2 separate regions of the Homo sapiens genome follow, and region 2 is linked to region 1. Evidence: chromatin loops called from intact Hi-C (ENCODE). Cell type or tissue: CD4-positive, alpha-beta T cell. All regions are shown on one strand. Links, peaks and the distances in the headings refer to the core of each region. The heading gives the core; the rest is flanking DNA. Region 1 overlaps UBAC2 (UBA domain containing 2). Region 2 overlaps UBAC2 (UBA domain containing 2).

Region 1 (8,335 bases), core at 187-8,186:
TGCCCCGCAGAGGATGAAGAGCGAGCCCGCTGCAAGCTGTGACAGCAGACGCTCTCTTCTGCCAAGACCTGTGAAAAGCCAGTCTTAGTTGTCAAAACCAGCACCGCGGCACATGTCGTTCATGTCTGAGAGAATGAACTCAGAAGGAAGTCTCGTGTACATAGAAAGCTTTCGTTCTTACTCTAGGATGTCACCTACGTGACTTACAACCCAGCCCAGCCATCCCAGACCTAAGGGGTTCTTCCCTCTCCAGGGCAGGGCCTGCATGCAGTCCATGCTGCTGCCCTGTGTTGGTGACCTGTGTGTAGCCAGCCCATTATCAGCATCCTGTGGATTCCAAACCAAATGTATCATCAGTGGAGGGAGAGCTCAAGTGCCAGGTGGAGCTGTGGCCTAAAGTCACACTTCATCACTCCAGATTATGAATCGTCATTTGCCAGATCTCCAAATTGCTGAGTGTGGACAGCAAATGGATTCGTTTGTGCTGGCTGGGTGCAAAGAAGCAGCCAGTCCTCAGCTGCACTTGAAGTACTACAGGTAGTAGTAAAGGTAGCTTTTCCAAGCCGTTTAAATAAACGTCATTAAGAGTGGCCAAGTTGTTTGGGGGCCATGGCATCATGGTGGTGGATAGTAGGTGGAAGGAAGGCAGGCCAGCTCCCGTTTGGCCTGAGTTATCTCCACCAATGACAATGGTCCTTAACTGGAGGGAACATCATACAGGTTATTTCCACCCAAGATTGGAAAGACCACCTTGATCAGAGAGAGTTTTCCTTCCACATGACACATATCCAGCCTGAGTCCTCCAGCCCCTCTCCCTGCACAACCTGATGGAGGCTTGAGAAAGCACAGGGAGGAACACTTAGCTTGAAAATGTTCCTAAGGAAAAGGAAAGTGTGAATTCTGAGAACCAAGTGGCAGAATTGAAGTTTCACATCTGGCAAAAGCTTAAACAGATTATTATCAAATAGATGGTTTGTGAACGTTGAAAAGACAGCTGTGGTCTAGGACACCAAACCAATCCTGTTGGCAAGAGATCACCAAGACCTTTGACAACATCTCATCAGCTTATGAGAGATGTTGGTGACATGCAGAATGGATAATGATAGTGCAATGAAGTGGGTTTGAAACTGATTAAAAATGTTGATTAACCCCTTGAACACAGAGTTCTGGGCTCTTTGACCTGACGTGTTTGACATTTTCATCAATAATAACTTGAACAAAGTTGTAGAGGTTTACTAATCAAATTTAGGCATGATACAAGTTTGAGGGAGATGATTAACAGTAGATAACAAAATGAGAATTGAAAATAATTCATTTTGGTTGACTGGAAAATGATCAGATGGAATTTAACAGAGATATGTAGAGTCCTAGACTTAAAAGGTCAGGTAGGATTTGAGAGACCTGACTTGACAGCATTTTATGTGAAAATTCCTGAGTGTTTTCAGCAGGCCCAGCTTAACTGGCCACACCAGTGATGCAGCTCCTTACACAAGTGCATGCACAGGCACACACAACACATATGCACACTACTAATGCATTCCTCTGCTCTCATTGAAGCTAAGGGCCCAGACTGTTGGAGGGCAGTGGCCTCACTGCCCTGGTGAGACCACACCCGTGGTGTCACACTCAGTTCTGGGCGCGGTGTTCTGAGACGGTGTGCACAAATGGGAGGGGATGGGCTGAAAGGAACTGGATCCTGAAACACAGGAATGAGCAAAGGCAGCCACAGCCCTCATACTGGGAGTTCACAGTGGTGGGGAGAAGCTATCACCCCACAGACACAGCTGCAGGGAGCCCAGGACAGAAGGCAGTGGGGCAATGAGGACTTCGCTCTGGGGGCCTTCTAGTCTGGGAGACATGGAAAAAGGCAGGGGCCCCAAGACCCACCAGGGGAAGAGGAGTCATCAGGCTCAGGGCAGAGGGCAGAGACAGCAACACAGCAGAACAAGCCACGGTACCCACAGGCCTGGGTGGGGGCCGAGAAAAGCCAGTGGGTTGAGGGAGGAAGGAGAGGGCTGTCACACCCGCAAAGTGCTTTATGTAGGAAAAGAGAATAGGGTTGTTCTCGGTTACTTCAAAGGGCAAAATCAAGAGCTGTGGCATTGTGTGGATGGCAGCTTGTGAGGGGCAGAACACCAGGGTGGCAGCATTCTCAGCCACCTGGCAGTGAGGCCAGGGCACTCAGCCACAGCTGATGTGCATATGATGCATTAGTAGTGTGCATGTGTGTGTGTGTGCCTGTGCACGCTCTTGTGTAAGGAGCTGCATCACTGGTGTGGCCAGTTAAGCTGGGCCTGCTGAAAACACTCAGGAATTTTCACATAAAATGCTCTCGAGTCAGGTCTCTCAAATCCTGCCTGACCTTTTAAGTCTAGGACAGTACATATCTCTGTTAAATTCCATCTGATCATTTTCCAGCCAACCAAATGAATTCTTTTCAATTCTAGTTTTGTTAGCTACTGTTTTTTGTTTTTTGTTTTTTTTATCTACGACACTCTCTCCTCTGGTGGGAAAACAAACTAGAAGGTTTCTGCCTTTGCTCTACGCTGTCCACCAGCCCTGGGCAGCTGAGCATGAATCACCTGAGGGCGCCATAGTGTCCCAGGTGCTGGGCATCTTGCTGCTCCAGGACAGCCCTCCCCACCGCAAGGCATTTGGAAGACACCTGGCAGCCCTTCTTGGCTTCCTAGCCAGGGCTGTGCGTCAGTCCCCGTGCTAAGGGTTGAAAGCAACGTTCCGGGGAGGAGCACGCTCACTGCGTGCATTTGTAAGCCTAGTCCTCACCCACTGAGTGGTCCCATGACATGGGCGGCACCCCCCGTTTGGAAAAGCCCTGGCTGGACTCCAGCTTCTGAGCAGTGTCCACTGCGTGTCCCTGTTGGCCCTCAACTCTTCCCTAAGGCTTTTGGGGGAGGAGGGTCTGGGTGTCTGGGCCTGGGTGGTCACTGGGAGGTTCCCTCCCCCACCTGCCTCTCTACTCTCTGCACCTTCTTCCTCACCTTGCTGAGTCCTTAGGTTAATTTTGCTCAGAATATCCAGAGTTAGCCACTAGGCTGCGGGTGAAGTGGGATAGAGAGGAAGAACAGCAGGCTTTCTGGAGCCACATGCCCAGGCCCATGCCCGGCCCCTCCTCCAGCCACCCCATGCCATAGTCCCCATTCACACCCACTGAGTCCCCTGAGCAGAGGAAGGGGTGGTGATACTGGGCCCCTTCTCTTTCCACCATGTAGCACCAAGTAGCTCGCTCTCTTTCGGAAAGAAAAATTGGAAACTCTGACTAAGTCCTCAGGTGAACCCACAAAAGCCTCTTTAATGCGCAAGTGGCTAAAAAACTCAACATGTACAAGACTGTTGACTTTGATGAGGTGTTACTGCAAGTGCAGTTTATTTTAATATAAGTACAAAAAAAATGTATTCCTGTGGCAATCTGGGGCCATGAATATTTTTGTAATATATTCTTAATTGGGAAAAAAGGTTGCAAATAAGCTTTAGTAACATTGCCAATTTCAATACTGGAGACTGCCTGTAGAGAAAAGTACAGGAAATCTCCGTATTCACAGAATCAGGATTTGTGGTCAAAAACAATGCATGCTTGTTCCTCCCTGCTTCTGGTGGCTTTCACTGCCTCCTTCCTCAGTTGCTGCCCCAGGCTCAGCCCCACTTTGCTGCCTGCGTAAGCCCCAGGCTGCAAGTGGCACAGCTGTCAAAGTAGTCTGAGCACCCAAAGGCAGGCAGTTCTGTGGCAGTGACGCCAGGAGTGCGATGCCAGGGCCGAGCATGGCAGTGACGCCAGGAGTGTGATGCCAGGGCTGAGCGTGGCAGTGACGCCAGGAGTGTGATGCCAGGGCTGAGCGTGGCAGTGACGCCAGGAGTGTGATGCCAGGGCCGAGCGTGGCAGTGATGCCAGGAGTGCGATGCCAGGGCTGAGCATGGGTCACCACCATAGGGAATCAAACGACGCTGAGTCGTGTGTCCTCGCAGTGAGCCTGGGCAGCTCATGCCGACCTGCTTCCAAGGCCTGGTCCCAGTAGGCCACTTTACCCTCAGAAGCCCTGTGTCCTTGTCTGTAGAATGAGGGTTATGTGCGATCATGCATATATATTGGCTACACATAGTGAACATTGAAAAATTTGTACCTGGTATAACTTTTAAGTATCAGATTCCATATTGAAATGAAAATTGGTTTTTTTGTAAACAGTTTTGACCTTTGCCACAAGGCTCACATGAAGAACATTTGGGGCCCAGGGATAAGCGGCAATGTCAGCGCCCTCAGGTTTCTGCGTTTTCTCTGCCTGCAGGTCGCCCGGCTCATGGAGATGGGATTTTCCAGAGGTGATGCTTTGGAAGCCCTGAGAGCTTCAAACAATGACCTCAATGTCGCCACCAACTTCCTGCTGCAGCACTGATAGTCCCAGGCCAACACTGGGACCGGACCGGCAGCCGAGTGACAGTGCGTGGTCCCCACCATCAGATCAGCCCGGGGACCGAGCATCTCTGGTGCTGATGTTCTTGTGGGAAGAGGGAGGTTCCACCGCACCCCTGCCCTCAACCGCAAGACTGTTGCCGTTTTAGTGTGGAGATAAGTTTGCCATTACATTAGCATGTATTTTCTATCTATATTTTTTATTGGGCATTTTCCCTAGGTTGGAGAGTCAGCACTCGTTTTGAATGTGTTTAAAATGCATTAAAATGGAAGATTTCTGCAGGCAGTTGAATGGCACTCCAGATGGGGAATTGCTGTAACCCTCTTACTGTAACATGTCATCTCCTGCGTCGTGATGGGGAGAGGGTAATGTTACTTCACAAAGGACATGTCAGATCCTTCTTCATGGACTTTTTTAGTTACTGTTTTTTCTCTCAAACTTGTTTTCGAATCTCCTGGGAGTGAGGGAGAAACAGGGAGCTGAATCCTCCCCCAAGCTGTTCCAGGCCAGAGGACTCTGCAGTACCTTCTCCTACATCTAGTAACAAAGAATGGTGATAACCATGCACTGGTTCAAGGTTCTGGAGTTCTCCATGAAACTTGGGTTAATTTTGCTCAGAGTATCCAGAGTTAGCCACTAGGCTGCGGGTGAAATGGGATGGAGAAGAACAACAGCAGGCTTCCTGGAGCCACATGGGCTGACTAGGGCACTCTGTGGCTGGCCTGGCATGGGCTCAGCCCAGGAAGAGGAGAAACGATCCCTTGCCTGCCCCTCCCTGTGGCAGGGCTAACTGCCTGGCCCTCCTGGCTCGCAGCCAGCCAGCCCCCTGGCAGCAGGTTCTCCTCAGGGCTTGGGTCTTCAACCTGTGGCGACAGGAGGCAGGGCAGACTGTGGAGGACAGGATGCAGGTCAGGGAGAGGGAAGGCAGGGGTGGACCGCCATGAGCATGAAAAGACCCGAAGCAAGTTGACTCTTGCAATGTGCAACTGTTATGTTCTGCAAAATGAGCAACGATGTATCAAATTGATGCAAATTTAGATGTTGATACTTACAATAAAGTTTTTAATGTGTTTTACTCTTCAGTATTTTTCTATCAGACTTGTACAAATAAAGCCTTGTTCCAGGCTATACATATTTACCAGTCAACCAAATCCTCCGCACTGCTCGTCTTTCTTCAGACGACTGGGTGCTCATTTGAAGTGAGTGAAGTGCTTTTGTTCCTGTAAGTAGCACTGCCCACAGTGGCATTACCTGTGCAAACCTGGAAGCTCGGCCTCACTGAGGCTGCCTGGGGCCACTAGCTGCTCAGAGGGGGGTCGAGGTGACTTTCTTGGAGCCCAGCTGGTCCCACGCACAAGCCCCTCCTTGAATCTGAATTGCGCCATCTCGGGTTGCAAGGAACAGTTGATGGTGGTGGAGATGTCCCTGACTTCATTCCCTAACTAGGCCACAGTCAACACCTCCTGAGTGCTGAGCAAAGCCGTGTGTGTCTGACCTCTGAGGCAAACCAAAATCCACTCTCTGTGTTCCCCGTGCAAAGGAGCACAGGCAGAGAACACCCAAAAATACACCCCCTCCTCCATGCTACCCCTTTAAACAGCACCTAGCCAAGTAAAACCAAACCAGAGGCAAAGGTATCCCTTGGAGACGGGGGCAGCAAATAGCCCCTTTGCAAGTAGCTAATTAGAGGCCTTGATTCACACTTGCCAGCTGTTCTTGAGTGTTTGCTAATCAGGATTCCCTTTGGAATGAGATTGTATTTTGGAGACCTTTGTCCTGCCCACAGGAACCTCAGTGACCCTCTATGTTGGTTGTTTAGAGAGTAGAGGATTGAGGACCTAAATAGTGGCAGAGCTGGGAGACAACTACAGGCTTGGTTTGTTCTCTTTAGTTCTTTCAGCCTCTTTCCCAGTTCCTTACAGCTGCCAAGTCCTCGCCTTTGCAGTGGTGGCCCGTGGTTCTCCATCCTTGTCATGCAACTACCAGGCCACTCTCCCTCCATCACCACCCTCTGGACACACACACACACACACACACACACACACAACACGCCTGCCTTTTCACGCTTGACCATGTTTTCTGTCTTACTGGGGTTCGCGTTGCTCACCCACTCTTGCTTCCTGCAAATATTGACACAAAAACATCTACACAGACATTCCCCGCAGAAGTTTGAATACCTGAGAGCTTCCACACCTCTTGTCAAGACACTGGGACTCTTTTTTCAGGCCGATGGCACCCCCAAGGAAGACCTGCGGAGCCATCCCAGCCAGAGGAGGGCGCCAGTGAGCCACTTGACTGGGCTTCCTGAGGTCTAGAAAAGGTTTAGCCTTTTGATTTTGTGCACGTGGTAACAGATGGGGCTTAATTTTTGGGTGAGCAGATTCTAGATTGTGAATTGAGAAGGTAAGATTTTCCATAGTGACCCCCTGCTCCTGACATTAAGGAAAGCCTGCCTGTGAAGTTCTGATTTGTAAAGCTAGGGTGAGTTTGGGTTAGAAAGGTGGAGATGTTAGGGAAATTGAGTACAAAATTGTGAACACATTCCAGTGTCATTTAGAATATTCTGTGAGTCCCTGAGTTTACGTTCCTACAATTGTTCTTAAGTTGAAATGGAAGTGTCTAAAACCATAGACTTAAGAATTTTATCTTAACCTGAGAGCTTACCTGATACTTAATTTGTGAGAATCAGGAGTATTTTCTTCGCTTCCAAGTTCCCCTAACCAATAGTGTTTTTGTAAAGGGGTGGACCAAGAACGCCAAAATGGGCTTTACAGCTCAGACTAAAATTCCAGCTCTGAGACTGAAATCTTACACATGATAAAAATTGCCAGAAGCATGTGAATTTATAACCTGCCAATACAGCCCTGTCTGATGGAGAAACAACCCCACTAGCTACATTGTAACAATGCCACGGATAGACTTGGGGTTCAGGTAGAAGGGCTGGACAATGCCATGAATAGACTTGGGGTTCAGGTAGAAGGGCTGGGGGAAGTGATCACTGGATGTTGGAAATCAATCTGAACAGAGGCGGGGACTAGAGAGTCAAATCACAAGTCTTGCTCTTGGGATGATGGAGTAAATTGATGACCAGGAATTAGGAGAGAGGAGGGCTGGGGATGGAACCCTGAGGAACTCGGCATCTGGAGTGGAGGAAGAGGTGGAGAGGTGGCAGGAGTATCAGGAGAGGGCAGCCCAGGCTGGGATGTGGGAGTGTCAAGGATTGGGGGGCGGCACTACTGCTGGGAAGGGCCTGGGCGAGGGCAGAGTGGTGGCGGCTTCCAGAGGAAATGTAAAGACTAGTGAGAAAGCGGAGGTGGGGCACAGGCTCAACCAGGGCACTTGGCAGTGGGGAAGGGGAGAGCCAGGGACAGGGACCGTGAGATCCAGGCCCAGAATGGGGTGCACTCAGGAGCCACGAAGCGGGGCACCGCAGAAACCGGAAGCATCCTTCATTCAGTCCCCTGGAACTAGAGGAAGGAGAAAATGAAGGTCGAAGTGAGGACCGAAGGCGAGGAAGCTCCTGTCCTGGAGTCTCTAGCTCCCTAAGAGGAGGGCCTGGGGGCTAACAGAGAGCAGATGGACGTCTTCAAATGAGAGAAACACGAAGGATCTACATTGGCTAGAAACAATAGCTTTGGCCTCTTTTTTATTTTATTTTACTTTATTTTATTTTTGTTTTGAGACACAGTTTCACTCTTGCCCAGGTTGGAGTGCAGTAGTGCCATCTTGGCTCACTACAACCTCTGCCTCCCAGGTTCAAGCAATTCTCCTTCCTTAGCCTCCCAAGTAGCTGGGATTACAAGCGCACACCACTACACCCAGCTAATTTTTGTATTTTTAGTAGAAACGAGGTTTCACCATGTTGGCCAGGCTGGTCTTGAACTCCTGACCTCAGGTGACCCGCCCCTCGG
Region 2 (8,335 bases), core at 263-8,262, 170 kb before region 1:
GTTTGCATATAGGTTGCAGAGGTGGGGAGTAGGTGGTGGTGGGGGAAGCAGGACTGTGAGAACCCCCTGCAGTCGTCAAAGGGTGGCTCATTGCTTTCTGTGGCTTTTACTCCTGAGTGAAGCTGCCTTTCTTATTACCCTCCTTGTCCGTTCCCCGTCACCTGTGCTGTGATCTGGTTTGGAAGTTTGAAGTTACCCCAAGCTCTCTTCTACTTTTTTGCAGACCTCCAACCCCCTCATTGTTCTCCTTAAGCAGATTGTCCCCCACCCCACCCTTTTTGGAGAGTTTCTAGGATTTTATTTTGGGGGAATAAATAAATTTCTTTCCAACTGGGATGGTGGTGAAAAGGCTGTTTGTAGACTGTGGGTGGGGAAGGGTTTGAGGCCCCACTGCTGTCATGCTTGTTCGGTGGCATTTGCACCACTGGAGATGATTTTAGACAGGGTGTCAGCCCAGCAGTAAACATCATTGAAATAGAAGTCAGGTCATGACTCCCTTTTCAGTTCTTTTCTTTTTGTTTTTTTTTTTTCTTGGGGGATATGACCTTTATTGAGCTTATCCACCACAGTGGAAATAATGTCTGTACAAAGCCAAATGTTTGTTACTATAACTTCTGCATTACAATTAAAATCCAAACAGTTTTTTAAAAACAGTCAGCTCAATCAAAGCCCAGTACTTCAGAATCAATAGCTTCCTTGAAGCCACAGTATCACTTAAATATGGTTAAGACTCAAATGCAGAAATTTGGTTGGAAAGCTAATTAAACTTCCAACTTGCCCAAATAGAATTACAAAAAGACAAAATTGTGTTTTTCACAGAAATATAGTCCACTGGCATCACCAACACTGGACAGCTGTTCTTTTATTTAGAGTCCTGAGATAACAAGGAATCCAGGCATACATTAGACAGTCTTCTGTTGTCCTTTCTTCCCAATCAGAGATTTGTGGATGTGTGGAATGACACCACCACCAGCAATTGTAGCCTTGATGAGAATCCAATTCTTCATCTGCACGAATAGCAAGTTGCAAGTGACGAGGGGTAATATACACTTTACCTTTAAGTCTTTTGATGCATTTCCTGCCAGTTCAAGTCCCTCTGCGGTGAGGTACTCCAGGATGGCTGCGCTGTACACAGCGGCAGTTGCACCCACATGTCTGTGACCCGTCGTCCTAGATTTCAGGTGTTGATGAATACAGCCCTCTGGGAACTGCAAGCCGGCTCTCTGCGAGCGGGAAACCGCCTTTGTCTTGGCCTTTCCGGAGTCCTTCCCAGCCTTACCGTCAGCCATTTCGAGTTCTGCTGAAGCTCAAGCAAGGCAGAGAAAGGGCTAATCAGACCCGTGGTGAGATCCCACCATCTACTCCTTCATCGCACCGTGATTCAAACTGCCCTTTTCAGTTCTTACTATTCCTGATCGGATCAAAGAGAAAATCTTGATGTGGTGCTAGTCTGAAAGACCTCTCTAATAAAGGCTATTTTCCTATTGTAACAAAAAGAGCAGGAAGTAATATTAGTCTTTAATAACTTTGTTTTGTTATAGGTTGGTGCAAAAGTAATTGCGGTTTTTGCCATTAAAGGTAAAATGGCAATTACTTTTGTACCAACCTATATTTGTGTGTGTGTGTGTGTGTGTGTGTGTGTGTATTTTTGAGACACAGTCTCACTCTGACGCCTCAGCTGGAGTGCAGTGGTGCAATCTCGGCTCACTGCAACCTCTGCCTCCCTGGTTCAAGGGGTTCTCATTCCTCAGCCTCCGAAGTAGTAGCTAGGATTATAGATGCCCGCCACCACACCTGGCTAATTTTTGTATTTTTAGTAGAAACAGGTTTTCACCATGTTGGCCAGGCTGGTCTCAAACTCCTGAACTCAGGTGATCCGCTCACCTTGGCCTCCCAAAGTGCTGGGATTACAGGTGTGAGCCACCGTGCCCGGCCCAGTGTGTTTATTTTTATAGTTACCACCTATTAATGAGAAAGCAACACTTGTTTTCCATTTACCGTAGTGATATCAAATTTCGTTTAAAATATTTATGTAAATCATAGGTGATTTAAAGAAAAATATTAATAACAGGATCAGGGCAGGCAGAAACTGGTGCTGTAGTGGTAATGCCTGCAGTTTGAGAAATGCCCTCAATTCTCCCGAAGATTGTTCATATTCCTCCCCAGGTCTTGGTATTTGTTGATTCTTTCTCTGGACTCAGTTGAAAGGACACATTTCGCTGGTGTTTTGAGGGTTCTTTTATTTTGAAACAACTTTGGAAGGGCGGGAACGTGGACAGGTGTCCTGGGTCTGCTGTCTTAGACTGGAATTTTACCTGGTGGTCTTCTTGGTTTTGTCGTTTTTGTTGGACTCTTTTCTTTTTTCTTTTTTTTTTTTTGAGACGAAGTCTTGCCCTTGTCCCCCAGGCTGGAGTGCAGTGGTGCGATCTTGGCTCACTGCAAACTCTGCCTCTTGGGTTCAAGTGATTCTCCTGCCTCAGCCTCCCGAGTAGCTGGGATTACAGGCGCCTGCCACCATGACCGGCTAATTTTTGTATTTTTAGTAGAAACGGGGTTTCACCATGTTGGCCAGGCTGGTCTCGAACACCTGACCTTGGGTGATCTGCCTGCCTCGGCCTCCCAAAGTGCTGGGATCACAGGCGTGAGCCACGGCGCCTGGCCTCTTTCCTCGTTTTCGAATTAATTTTAGTGTTTGGGGTTTTAGTGGGGCTTGTTCCCCACTTCAGCTAGGCCGTTGCTCAGCGTCAGTGGCTGGAGATGTTGGCAGAGTCAGTCCCTCCATCCATTAGGTGCTGAAGGGCCACTCAGAAGCCCAAACTTGCAAGGGTTTTTCTGCTCGGATCTCTTACGCTTTTCTCCCAGGGAGAGGTCCCGTGGCTCATCAGAGCTTTAAAAACCAGACTTGGGTTTCTCCACCATGCAGGCGTGTGTTCTGCCTGCCCTCTTTCTCCAACCCAGACCCACGTAGGCTATGCTGAAACTCTGTGGAGGCAGACCCTCTTGTGTGGCCTGGGGACGTTCCAGCACCATCTTTGTAGCTCGGGCAGCCTTACTTGTCACCCTGTTTGGTTGAGTCCGACTTCTTGGGTCCTTGAACACAGGGAGGCACCCCGGCTTGGGGCCAGCTGTTACCCGCGCTCGCCCTGGCATGCAGCCCTCTGGTGTCTCAGCTGCGCTGATGGGTGCCCACCCCGCGGTGCTTCTCCAGGCCCCAGGCGTTTCCTTTGGTCTCTGTGGAGGTTGTGGGGGGCAGGTTGGAGAGGAGAGTTACTTGCCAGCACTTTAAAATTGGCTTATTTCAGACCTAAATTCAAGGTGTCTGTGATGTCCTGAGGCGGATGATCTGGCAGCCTCAGGGCCGAGTTGTTAGGTGGGTGGCAGCGTCCACCGAGCTCGTGCCCACCTTCTTGCCATCGACTCCCCCATTTCACTGCCTGCCTGGCCTCTGTAGGCACTTGAATTTACAACACGTTTTCTTGCCACTAACCACGCATTTCCCCACTTGAAAAGTATTATTTCTTCTCTCTTACAGTTTATCACATGGTCCAGAACTTTCTGTAAGCGTCCTGATTTACTTTATTTAGAGTTATTCCAACTGTTAACTGATTTATCCCATATTTGTGTGTTACAGTCATAATTTTTTAAACTTATTTTGGCTTTTAAAATTATTATTTCATTATAATTACATTTCTTGTCTAATTAGTACTTTTAGTAATTACTGCTTTTTACATTTAATCATAGTGTTAATGTTTGTATAAAATCTCCCTAAGAAGTATAAACCCAACTGGTGGCCACCACAGTGGTGGGACCAAAATGAACATTTAGGTGCCCAGTGCCTTTGCTGACTTGCAGATTTGAAACACTTTTCTCTGGCATGCAGGCCTCTGTGTTTGGTGCTGTTTCAGGACTAGGATTTTAAATTTTACAGCTCACTCTTTCCTCCCCTCTAATTCACACTGTTTAAGTATTTTAGATGTGGAGCACATTTTTTGTATCTAGAGGGTAAGTCCTTCTCTTTCCTGACCTTTTTTTTTTTTTCCCTGGAAACTTCTTAGCACTTTCTCCTGCTTATTTTCCTGATAAACTGTATAACTCTTGCTTCGATAACAAGTGTTTATTGGCTGCTGTCCTGAGCCAGGCACTCTGCCCGGTTGTCTGGGGACCTGTATGAGGAGCGGTCAGTGTGGCAGGTGTCCAGTGTCATTGAATTCTCCTCAATGCATTAGGGACAGGAGCTGATTGATGGATGGCTTCCAGTGTTTTACTTCTAAACACTGTAGGGAAACAGCTGTAACAAAAATAAACCTGGAACCTTTTGATCCCTGGACAGTCTTTGTTGAGACGATCACCAGGAGGCACTCATTCCTCCTTAACGTGGTCACCGAATCTAAGTTTCATTAAGTTTTCTTTTAGGAAGTCCAGAGACTTGAGGAATAAATCATAGTGGAAGTGCAAGGTGTCTCTTGCAAGGCATGGGTTTACTGTGCTTTTGTGGATTTCTGCCCTTAGTTTTGGTTTAGCTCCTTTCTGATGAAAAACTTTATGAGAAAGTTACTTTATGAGACACCAAGTCACCCCATTCTTGTGAGAACCCTGAGAAGTTTACCAAATAGTTAAGTAGTCAGACATAGGAAAACCAATGTTGTGGTAGGATATGGCGGCTCCTCCTCTCAAGGGTGTGAACCATACAGGGCTTTTTGATGTGTGTATTTTTACATGCGTGACTTGTGGAGGCAGGCAGAGTTTCTGGGTTGCTCCCCTACCTGTCTGTCTTCAGCTAGAATGCTTCTGTAACAGCCCACAGGACTAAGCTTTGCAAGGCCTGTGGTTAGTGTCTCCAGTACCCAAAAGATACATATTTTTATTCAGTTAAAATTGGCCATTTTAACCATTTAAAAATGTTCACTTATTGACTTCCAGTACATTTACATTGTTGTGCAATTAACAGCAACCACAATTTAATTGCAGAACATTTTATCACGCCAGAAAGAAACGGAGTGCCCATTAAGCCAGGCTTGTCCACCCTGCAGCCCATGGGCCATATGCGACCCAAGACAGCTTTGAATGCAGCCCAACACAAATTTGTAAACTTTCTTAAAACATTCTGAGATTTTTTTCAATTTTTTTAAGCTTATCAACTATTGTTAGTGTTAGTGTACTTTATGTGTGGCCCAAGATAATTCTTCTTTTCCAGTGTGGCCCAGGGAAACCAAAAGATTAGACATCCCTGTATTAAGCCGTCATGCCCTATTACCTTCTCCCAACTGTCCCTGACAAACACTAATCTGCTTTCAGTCTGTATGGATTTTTAAATTCTGGACATTTCATATAAGTGGAGTCATATAGTACATAACTTTATATGACTGGCTTTTTTTCACTTAGCATAATGTTTTTGAGGTTCATCTATGTTGTAGCATGTATCAGGATCCATTCCTCTTATGACTGAATAATATTCTATTGTATGGATATACATTTTGTTCATTTGTTGATGGACATTGGTTTGTATCCACTTTTTGTGTTATGATAATGCTACTATGAACATTTGTATGTAGGTTTTTGTGGAAAAAAAAATCCTGTGTTTTCAGTTTTCTTGGGTATATTCCTCAGAGTGGAATTGCTAGGTCATGTCATAATTCTGTGCTTGACGTTTTGTGGAACCAAAAAGATATATCTTAAGTATTAAAATAGTACACATATAAAGTTATCATAGTTCCTTCTTATATATTAGAAAGAAATGGTTTCTTTATAGTCAGGCAGAACCAAGTTCAAATCCCAGCCCCTCTACTAACTAGCTGTGACCTTCAGTGAGTTATTTAGCCTTTCTTAGTTTATTTCTTCACCTAGAGAATGCTGATAATTAATTCGTGCTTCAGGGCTATTATAGTAATTCACTGAGATGGTATTACATGTAAAGTGCTTTTATTAGCACAGTGCCTGGCATAAAATAATCCACATATACTGTAATATTTATTTTAGGATAATACGTAGTCACCCAAGCCTGATTAGTATTTATTGCCTCAAAGAAATGACTATGTACTTAGGTCAAACCAAAGAGAAATCAGACCCAAAAGGAATTCTTAAACTTTATATTTTTATATTATCTTTGCCAGAGAGGTATTTTGCATTTTTACTTTTAGATTAATGCGTTGTCTGTTATTCTCAAAATTTGTAGCATCCCTGTTTTCAAAGGTAAAAGGATCTCCTGCAGAGAAGTGACTTTTTCTTAACCTTCTGTTTGATCTCTGCTTGGGTTCTGTGCGTATGAACCACTTCCTGGCTCTGCTCACAGAGAGGCCGAAGATTACTAGTGACTTGCCCCATCTCAGTGCATAAGGATTCACCATATGGATCTTTTTCTTGAATTAGTAACTAGTTACAAATTATTTTTTCTAATTGTCAAAATCGATTTTTTTTTGGTAAAAAATTAAGATCTCCCATGAACAGACCAGAGATTATCTCTGTTAATATTTTGGTAGATGCTTTTTTAAAAAAAGTATTTATATATTATTTTTGTATAATAATACCACTAGAATATTTTGCGCTTACTATTTAGGAACATCTTTCCAAGGTACAAAATATTTTTCTACAACCTATTGCTTAATGTTGAATATTATCCCATTTTTATGGATAGAACATAATTTACCCATTTCCCAATTAGATATTCATATTGTTTCTGGTCTTTTCACTATTATAAACAGTGCTGCGATGAACATTGTTGTAGCAGAATCTTTGTGCACATTTATGATAATTACTTTGGGCTAAATTCCTAGAAATGGATTTCTTGGATCTGTGTTGCAACCTCCACAAACTGCAGTCTTTTTATATTTCGTTCACAATTACATTTACTTTTGTTACACAGGGCACTACTTTGATTTCTATTAGTGCTGTTTGTGATTGTGTATGTCTTTCACTTGAAATCCACCATGAAGGTGAAAATTTGTTTGAACCGTGGCACTATATGGCAGTGCAGTGTAGTCAGTTGTGTTTGTAGTCCGGATTATCAGAGCTTGAATTCTGGTTCTGCTGCTCACTAGCTTCTTCTTGCACACTGTTTCAGTGTACTCAGCCTCACCTTTTATTTTATTTCTACAGAGTCCCATTTGGTGTGTAAGCTGGTTTTTTGTTCCTATTTCTGTGTTCCTCCCATGGGGCTTCTTTTCTATGGCCACTCTAGACCATTGAGGATGGAAGCTGATGGATAAAAATGCTGCCCTGTTCCACCTGGGATGGTAGTTGAGACACATTCACAAGGCTTCTCGGAAAGTCCTGCAGGTTCCAGCACCTGTCAGAAACATCTGTCACTCATGGTGATCGCCTACTTGACAGTGCCCTTCTTTGGACTCTTCCTCTGTTTCGCTCCCCGTGTCCTTCACTACTGCTCCCTGGGATCACATTCCAAAATAAAGTCCCTGCCTGGAAGCCTTTGTCTCACCTTTTACTCTTAGAGGAACCCCGGCTAAGACATTTTCTAGTCATGGATAGGTAATGTACTCTCCGAGTCACAGTTTTGTCTTCTGTATAAATCTGAGAAGAGTGATGTCTGCCTCATAGGGTTATTTTGAGGTTTAAACCGTGTAAGTAATTCATTCACCACATAGTTACTGAAAGGCAACTGTGTGCTAAGTGGTGGCATTCTGGCTATGGGGATATGGCAGTGAGCAAGACAACTAGGACCCTGTCTTCACAGGGTTTACATTCTGATGAAGGAGACGGACAAAGAAGCAAACAAAGAATTTCAAGTAGTAAAGAATGCCACAGAGTAAATTAACCAGGATGATGCACTCAAAAGCAAAAAATCACGATGGAAGGCCACTCTGAGGAGGTGCTCTTAGAAATGAGGACTCAATGGTGAGAATAAGCTGGACGTGGGAAGAACATTTTGGGTAGAGAGAGTAACAGGCACATAGGCCCTGTAGTGGGAGTGGCAGGAGCAAAGTAGCACACATAAAGTGTGATGCTAATACCTCCACTTCCTAAGTGCTTAATAAATGTTGGTTGGTATTAGTAGTTACTAGTTGGTTATATTAGTAATTAATAATTGAGGTTAGATCAAAGGGGTAGCCCATTGGTAATTACATAGCAGTAAGTGGTCAGTTTAGCCTTATGGATTGATGACAAATTGGTTTCATAGAATAAGCAGTAATTGGGCAGGATGAGAATGGTTTCATAGTATACTTTAACTTGTTGATATGGTAAATTACATTGATTTGCTTTGCATTCCCAGGATAAGCATTATTTGGTCATGATGTATTCTTTTTATATAATGCTAGGTTTGATTTACTGATGTTTTGTTGAGAATTTTGCATCTGTTAATACGTTCATAAAGTATATTGGT

What was found. Hi-C counts contacts between places; a loop is a spot of excess contacts. Peaks named below come from ENCODE experiments on the same cell type or tissue, not always from the same donor. Only the 100,000 strongest peaks of a DNase experiment are listed, where the experiment ranks them.
Region 2: a loop joins it to region 1, with 2.3 times the contacts of the local background. A loop is called at or near these places in 6 of 110 quality-filtered maps.

What each region holds. Positions count from the first base shown.
Region 1 is chr13:99,380,930-99,389,264 of GRCh38, forward strand. UBAC2 (UBA domain containing 2) reads left to right here. Exons shown (of 9, transcript NM_001144072.2): 9 at 4,299-5,575. The coding sequence ends at 4,406. Among named protein-coding and RNA genes, the nearest start is that of MIR623, 29 kb to the left of the region's middle. RefSeq lists a silencer at 2,406-2,700 and an enhancer at 4,428-5,046. In CD4-positive, alpha-beta T cell, for the core only: a CTCF peak has its summit at 6,691 (motif pointing right); DNase peaks (open chromatin) are centred at 2,062, 3,292, 3,702, 6,702 and 3 weaker places; H3K27ac peaks cover 6,765 bases.
Region 2 is chr13:99,214,470-99,222,804 of GRCh38, forward strand. The region is part of intron 1 of UBAC2 (UBA domain containing 2); the gene reads left to right. It also overlaps the pseudogene H2AZP3. Among named protein-coding and RNA genes, the nearest start is that of UBAC2, 18 kb to the left of the region's middle. In CD4-positive, alpha-beta T cell, for the core only: no CTCF peak of the experiment used is centred there; DNase peaks (open chromatin) are centred at 1,132, 3,142, 4,712 and 6,272; H3K4me3 peaks cover 4,740 bases; H3K27ac peaks cover 5,754 bases.